Linked DNA regions of Homo sapiens: region 2 is linked to region 1. A link is an interaction called in ENCODE POLR2A ChIA-PET data of the cell type or tissue named here. Cell type or tissue: endothelial cell of umbilical vein. All regions are shown on one strand. Region 1 overlaps PLA2G4C (phospholipase A2 group IVC). Region 2 overlaps CARD8 (caspase recruitment domain family member 8).

Evidence for each region. ChIA-PET counts read pairs that join two places held together with the same protein. Peaks named below come from ENCODE experiments on the same cell type or tissue, not always from the same donor. Only the 100,000 strongest peaks of a DNase experiment are listed, where the experiment ranks them.
Region 2: POLR2A ChIA-PET joins it to region 1 with 5 read pairs; 16 of 35 experiments call an interaction of 5 or more read pairs at or near these places.

The regions. Positions count from the first base shown.
Region 1 is chr19:48,098,839-48,102,838 of GRCh38, reverse strand. It overlaps PLA2G4C (phospholipase A2 group IVC), which reads left to right. Exons shown (of 17, transcript NM_003706.3): 5 at 2,979-3,168. Among named protein-coding and RNA genes, the nearest start is that of PLA2G4C, 10 kb to the left of the region's middle. In endothelial cell of umbilical vein, no CTCF peak of the experiment used is centred here; no DNase peak of the experiment used is centred here.
Region 2 is chr19:48,207,157-48,211,156 of GRCh38, reverse strand. It overlaps CARD8 (caspase recruitment domain family member 8), which reads left to right. Exons shown (of 14, transcript NM_001184900.3): 14 at 1-3,071. It overlaps LOC124904734 (a long non-coding RNA gene), which reads right to left. Exons shown (of 2, transcript XR_007067282.1): 2 at 3,882-3,972. Among named protein-coding and RNA genes, the nearest start is that of ZSWIM9, 38 kb to the right of the region's middle. In endothelial cell of umbilical vein, no CTCF peak of the experiment used is centred here; no DNase peak of the experiment used is centred here; H3K27ac peaks cover 1,747 bases.

The DNA of each region.
Region 1 (4,000 bases):
GAAATGGAAAATTTACATGAAATAAATATAACTGCAGAACGGTCAAGTTCAAAGGAGCACTCAAAATCATCTGGGACAGTCCTTCCATTTCACAGGCAGGAAAATGAGAGCACGATGGGAGAAAGGCCTCATCAGAGTCAAATGTTTTTTGCAGCCAGCATTTATTAAAGGTTTACATGTGACAGCAACAAACTGTGCTGATCTCACAGGGCTGTTTGAGAATTAAATGATGAAACACATGCAAATCGTCCCAACCTGAGCTATCAAGTAGAGCTATGTAACATGAGCCACATCTATTCTATCATTTTAAATTTTCTTTCTTTCTTTTCTTTTCTTTTTTTCTTCTGGAGACACAGTCTTGCTCTTGTCGCCCAGGCTGGAGTGCAGTGGCGCGATCTTGGCTCATTGCAACCTCTACTTCCCAGGTTCAAGTGATTCTCCTGCCTCAGCCTCCCAGTTAGCTGGGATTACAGACGCGTGCCACCATGCCCAGCTAATTTTTGTATTTTTAGTAGAGACGGAGTTTCCCCGTGTTGGCCAGGCTGGTCTCAAACTTCTGACCTCAGGTGATCTGCCTGCCCTGGCTTCCCAAAGTGCTGGAATTACAGGTGTAAGCCACCATGTCCGGCCCATTTTAAATTTTCTAGTAGCCTCTTCAAGAAGGTAAAAAGAAACAGTGAAATGATCCATTTTCTTTAACCCAATATATCCAAAACATTAGCATTTTGACACATCGTTAAGAAAAAAATTGTTAATGAGATATTTGACATTCCTTTTGTCAGACTAGGTCTTTGAAAGCTGCTGGGCGTTTTATACTGAGCGCATTCCAAGTTGGATGCAGAAGTCTCATTAGATGTTAAAGGAGGCCCGGGGCAGTGGCTCACACCTGTAATCCCAGCACTTCAAGAGGCCGAGGCAGGTGGATCACCTGAGGTCAGGAGTTTGAGACCAGCCTGGCCAACACGGTGAAACCCTGTCTCTACTAAAAATACAAAAATTAGCTGGGTGTGGTGGCACGCACCTGTAATCCCAGCTACTTGGGAGGCTGAGGAAGGAGAATCACTTGAATCCGGGAGGCAGAGGTTGCAGTGAGCCGAGCTCGAACCACTGTACTTCAGCCTGGGTGACAAGAGTGAAACTCCATCTCAAAAAAAAAAAAAAAAAGATATTAAAGGAAAGAACTTTTCATACCCAGCTTGTTCCAAACATACTTCAGAGTTTCCCAATAACTGAATGGAGTACCAGTGTTTAAATTTAAGCTAATTAAAATGAAATAAATATTTTAAATCATGCTAGCCACACTTCAGGGGCTCAAGAGCTATGATGTATGTTTAATACATTGGATGGTGTGAGGGTAGATAGCACCCGATAAGCAGCATTAAGAACATCAAAAATTTTTATTGAGCCCGGGCACGGTGGCTCACACCTATAATCCCAGCATTTTGGGAAGCTGAGGTGGGAGGATTGCTTCAGGCCACAAGTTTGAGACCAGCGTGGGCAACATAGTGAGACTCCATCTCTACAGAAAATAAATTTAAAAATGAGCAGGGCATGGTGATGCACCTGGTGGGTAGTGGTCCCAGCTACTTGGGAGGCTGAGGTGGGAGGATCATTTGAGCCTGGGGGTTTGAGACTGCAGTGAGCCAAGATCATGCCACTGCACTCTAGTCTGGGCAACAGAGCAAGACCTGTCTCAAAAAAAAAAAAAAAAATATATATATATATATATATATAGACTCTATGTGACACACCAGCTCCCTTGCCTTCTGCCATGAGTAGAAGCTTTTTGCACCATGCTTCTTGTACAGCCTGCAGAACTGTGAGCTAAATAAACCTCTTTTCTTTATAAATTAATATATATAATATATATTTATTGAGTGAACAAATGAATATAAAGTCTTTTTTTTCTTTTTTTTTTTCTTTTTGAGATAGAGTCTTGCTCTGTTGCCCAGGCTGGAGTGCAGTGGCGCGATCTCGGCTCACTGCAAGCTCAGCCTCCCGGGTTCACGCCATTCTCCTGCCTCAGCCTCTCGAGTAGCTAGGACTATAGTAGCTGGGTCTGCAACCACACCCAGCTAATTTTTTGTATTTTTAGTAGAGACGGGGTTTCACCATGTTAGCCAGGATGGTCTCGATCTCCTGACCTCGTGATCCGCACACCTTGGCCTCCCAAAGTGCTAGGATCACAGGCGTAAGCCACCACGCCCAGCTTTTTTTTTTTTTTTTTTTTTTTTTAGATGGAGTCACGCTCTGTCGCCCAGGCTGGAGTGCAGTGGCACAATCTCAGCTCACTGCAACCTCCACCTCCCGGGTTCAAGCGATTCCTCTGCTTCAGCCTCCTGAGCAGCTGGGACCACAGGCGTGTGCCACCATGCCTGGCTAATTTTTGTGTTTTTAGTAGAGACAGGGTTTCCTGAGTATCCGGCACTAGAGGTACCCACCACCACGCATGCCACCACGCCTGGCTAATTTTTCTGTATTTTTAGTGGAGACGGGGTTTCACCATGTTGGCCAGGCTGGTCTCGAACTCCTGACCTCAGGCAATCCTCCCGCCTCGTCCTCCCAAAGTGCTGGGATTACATGCATGAACCACCACACCTGGCCCCGTTCATTGATTTTCTAGGATTATGTGAGTTAATAGGTATAAAAGACTAAAGACAGTTTGTTGCTGTCACATATAAACCTTTTAATAAGTGCTGGCTGCAAAAAACATTTGACTCTGATGAGGCCTTTCTCCCATCGTGCTCTCATTTTCCTGCCTGTGAAATGGAAGGATTGTCCCAGATGATTTTGAGTCCTCCTTCGAACTTGATCGTTCTGCAGTTGTATTTATTTAATGGAAATTTTCCGTTTCCTCTGTGTGTCGCCCTCTCCATGAGGCAGGTGTTCCTGTGAAGGACCTCCTTGCACACATCTTTCCCCAGTCTTCATCGTCCACACTTAAAATGCCCAACTCACTCTCTTCCTCTGTCCTCCAGGGCAATATCTTCTCTCTACACCAATGATGGTGACATGGAAGCTCTCGAGGCTGACCTGAAACATCGATTTACCCGACAGGAGTGGGACTTGGCTAAGAGCCTACAGAAAACCATCCAAGCAGCGAGGTCTGAGAATTACTCTCTGACCGACTTCTGGGCCTACATGGTTATCTCTAAGCAAACCAGAGAAGTAAGTCATTCCCAGCTGGGGACCTGGGGTGGGGGTAGGAGCAAGGGGTCTCAGGGTGTGGGGTTACCAAAGATGCTGACCAGCACCACCTTTTAAGTCCTTCAGGATTTTCAAGTCATCAAAATCTGGGCACTTCGGTTGATGCCTCAAAACTAAAGTATATCAGGATTACTGTGGTTGCAAGTGACAGAAATTGACTCTGATTCGTTTATGCAACAAATAAAGTGATATGATTTACTAGAAAGATACACAGACATCCAGGGCAAGAAGAACAATGAGGACTTATGATGGAATAAGGCAGAAATAGGGAAAGTGTCAGACCCAAGACAACTTTCCTCTCCATCTCTGCTTGGCCATTTGATGTCTTGAATTCACTATTTTATTTTATTTCATTTTATTTTTGAGACAGGGTCTTGCTCTGTCACCCAGGCTGGAGTGCAGTGGCGAGATCATGGCTCACTGCAGCTTCGACCTCCTGGGCTCAAGCAATCCTCTTGCCTCAGCCTTTTGAGTAAGCTGGGGCAACAGGCATGCACCATCGTGCCTGGCTAATTTTTAATTATTTTTTTTTTTGTAGAGACAGGGATCTTGCTATATTGCCCAGGCTGGTCTCAAACTCCTGAGCTCAAGCAATCCTCCAACTACTGGGTTCAAGTGATCCTCCTATCTCAGCCTCCCGAAGTGCTGGGATTACGTGTATGAGCCACTGCATCCAGCCTATCCTAACACATCGGGTTTTTGTTGTTTTTTGTTTGTTTTGTTTATTCTTGAGACAGGGTTTCACTCTGTCGTCCAGGCTGGAGTGCAGTGGTGCAATCACAGCTCACTGCAG
Region 2 (4,000 bases), 110 kb before region 1:
AAAGAGAGCACAAAAATGGGAGAAAATGCAAACATGAGCAGAAAATATTTTCCCACTGGTGTGTAGCCTGCTACAAGGAGTTGTTGGGTTAAATGTTCATGGTCAACTCCAAGGAATACTGAGATGAAATGTGGTAAATCAACTCCACAGAACCACCAAAAAGAAAATGAGGGTAATTCAGCTTATTCTGAGACAGACATTCCTGGCAATGTACCATACAAAAAATAAGCCAACTCTGACATTTGGATTCTACCATAGACTCTGTCATTTTGTAGCCATTTCAGCTGTCTTTTGATTAATGTTTTCGTGGCACACATATTTCCATCCTTTTATGTTTAATCTGTTTAAAACAAGTTCCTAGTAGACACCATCTGGTTGAGTCAGTTTTTTTTATGGTGTATTTTGAACCCATTCTGATAGTCTCTTTTAACTGGAAGATTTCAATTACTTACGTTAATGTAATTATTAATATGTTAGGATTTATCCTCAGTCAGCCAGTTTGTTATGTCTTTTCTATTCTACTGTTATCACATTTGTACCACTTAAAGTGGAATCTAGGCACTTTATCACCATTTAGATCCTATTACCTTTTCTCATCTAGGATATAGTTATCTTCTACATAATCTTTCTGTATCTTAAAACCCATCAATAAATTATTATATATTTTCTACTTTTAATCACTCAGAAGATTTAAAAAACTCATGAGAAGAGTAATCTGTTATGTTTTTCCAGATATTTACCATTTCTGTTGCTCTTCCTTCATTATTTTCCAAATTTCGTTCTGCAAATTTCCACTTCCTCTGATAGACGTTTTTTAGTTCTTTTAGAGTGGTTCTGATAGGTACAGATTCTCTTATTTTTTGCTTCCTCTGAGGACATCTTTTTCTCACCTTCATTCTCAGTGATGTTTTTTGCTTGTAGTATTTTTAGTTGACATTGTTTTCTGTTCAGCAGTTTCCTTTTAGCTTCCGTATTTCCTGATGAGAAATCTGCAGTCATTCAAATTGTTGTTTCCCTGTATGTAGTGTGTCATTTTTCTGTCAGATTTCAAGGTATTTATCTTTAGTTTTTAGCCATTTCATTATGTTGGGGATGAGTTTCCTTGTTTTATTCCCTTTGGAATTTGCTCCAATTCATAAATTTGCAGTTTTATGTCTTTTACCAAACTTAGAGGTTTTCAGCCTAATTTCTAAAAATACTTTTTATTAGCCTGATTTTCATCTTTATAGGAAATAGTTTAAGTGATGACAAGTTCCAATAGCTTATATGCCCAGAAGGCCTTCAAAATAAGAATTTTGAAAGAATACAGAAAACAAACTTTTATATCCTTCTCATGTCTTCTACTGTAAAATTCATATGCTTTGCTACTCTAAACCTAGTTTGAAATCAACAGTCTTGAGAATAGATGAAAATTTTGATGAATAGTGGAATTCTTTTAAATGGAAACCTCTTACATGTGATTTTCCTTGCCATCTAGAAATAAACCATAGTATTTATGTTGAATCAATCAATATTATATTTTGTTTTTTTCCTCCTCTTCTGAGACTCTTATTGTGGAAATGTTAGACTTTTATGTTTTCCTAAATGTCCCTGATATTCTACTTATTTAGAACATCTTTTCATTTTTTCCATTATTCTGATTGGGTAATTTTAATTTGTCTATTTTCAAATTTGCTGGAGTGTTCACCTGTTGTTATCTGTGTCGTCCCACTGAGTGCATTCACCACCTTTTAAATTTTGGTCACTGTATGTATCAGTTCTAAAATTTCCATTTTGTTCTCTATATTTTAAATTTCTTGCCTTATATTCTATTTTCCTGCAAATGTGTCAGCATTTGCTTGTTTGAGCTTTTTTTTTTTCAAGACAGGGTCTCAACTCTGTTACCCAGGCTGGAGTGCAGTGGTGCGATCTCAGCTCACTGCAACCTCTGCCTCCTGGTTCAAGCGATTATTGTGCCTCAGCCTCCAGAGTAGCTGGGATTACAGGCATGCACCACCACAGCCCAGCTAATTTTTTGTATTTTTAGTAGAGACAGAGTTTTGCTATGTTGGCCAGGCTGGTTTTGAACTCCTGGCCTCAAGTGATCCACCCACCTCAGCCTCCCAAAGTGCTGGGATTACAGGCCACTACACCTGGCACATTTGAGTATTTTTTTTTTTTTTTTTTTTTTTTTGAGATGGAGTCTCGCTCTGTCATCTAGGCTGGAGTGCAGTGGTGTGATCTCAGCTCACTGCAGCCTCTGTCTCCCGGGCTCAAGCGATTCTCTTGCCTCAGCCTCCTGAGTAGCTAGGACTACAGGTGCATGCCAACACGCCCGGCTAATTTTTTTTTAAAAATATTTTTAGTAGAGACAGGGTTTCACCATTTTGGCCAGGATGGTCTTGATCTCCTGACCTCATGATCCACCCGCCTCGGCCTTCCAAAGTGCTGGGATTACAGGCATGAGCCACCGTGCCTGGCCTCATTTGAGTATTTTTATAATGTCTCTTTTAAAGTCTTTGTCAGATAATTTCACTGTACATGTTATTCAGTGTTTGGTGTCCACTGAGTTGTCATTTGCCAGACAAGTGGAGATTTTTGCAGCTCATCCTTGTATTCTCAGTAGTTCCGATATGTACCCTCGAAATGTGAATGTTATCTTATGAGACTCTGTTTTATTTGTATCCAACAGAAGATGTTTATTATTTATTTGGCTTTCTGTGAACTGAGGTCTTAATATCAGCTCATTTTAAAAGTCTTTGCAGTGGTATTCGGATCTATCCTGTGTGTGCCTATGAGATTGGGTGCAGTGTATCCTGTTAGCTCCATTCTCAGGGCGTTTGAATGTGAATTAGGACCAGCGCAATGAATGCTCAAGTTGGGGTTGGGCGTTAGAATTCATAAAAGTCTTTATATGCTCAGATTCTGCAGCTCCATCCTCTTCATGATTGTGATCGTAAGGACAGTGGAATTTTGCAGTTGTCTATACCTTATCTTGAAGTAGAACTAAATTGTTACATTTGAAGAATGTACTTCATAAATTTACAAAAATAAAAAAATAGGTTAATGTTATTAAAACAAAAAGGCACACATTTTTAGAAGTTAAATTGATTTATTTGAGGATGCTAAATTAAAAATAGAAGGCCGGATGCAGTGGCTCACGCCTGTAATCCCAACACTTTGGGAGGCCGAGGTGGGTGAATCAGATGAGGCCAGGAGCTCGAGACCAGCCTGGCCAACATGGTGAAACCCCGTCTCTACTAAAATTACAAAAATTAGCCGGGCATGGTGGTGCATGTCTGTAATCCCAGCTGCTCGGGAGGCTAAGGCATGAGAATCACTTGAGCCTGGGAGGCAGGGGTTGCAGTGAGCCAAGATCACACCACTGCACTCCAGCCTGGCTGACAGAGTCTCATTCTGTCTCAAAAAAAAAAAAAAAAAAACAGAAAAACAACAATAAAAAAGAAGAAGTTCATTAGAATGAAGCTACTAAGAAGAAGATGTAAATATCAGGTGATATTTATAATACATAAAAATGATTCAACATGAGTAAACAAACAGAAAACTCCTTGTGAAAAATGGGCAAACGTTATGAGTAAAATGTTACAGTTTGTAAATCGCAATGGACAATGAACAAAAGTAGAATTTCATACGTCTAGTTATCAGAAACCTCATTAAAAGCCATAAAAATACTACATTTTATATTCATCAAACTTCCATTTATTAAGAAGTCAGTAATGCCTACTACTGGTGAGTATATGGAGCACAAATGTAAGTTCTGCTGTTGGTTAGGTAATGCTTGATTTTGGAAATTAATCTGAAGTTACACAGTGAAGTTAAAGGTATGTATACTACCTTATCCTGCTCAGGTTGCCATAACAAAATACCATGGACTCAGTGGCTTAAAGAGTAAAATTTTATTTCTTACAGTTCTCAGGCTGGGAAGTCCTAGATAAATATTTGGCCAATTCAGCATGGTTTTTTTTTTCTTTTCTTTTCTTTTTTTTTTTTTGAGACAGAG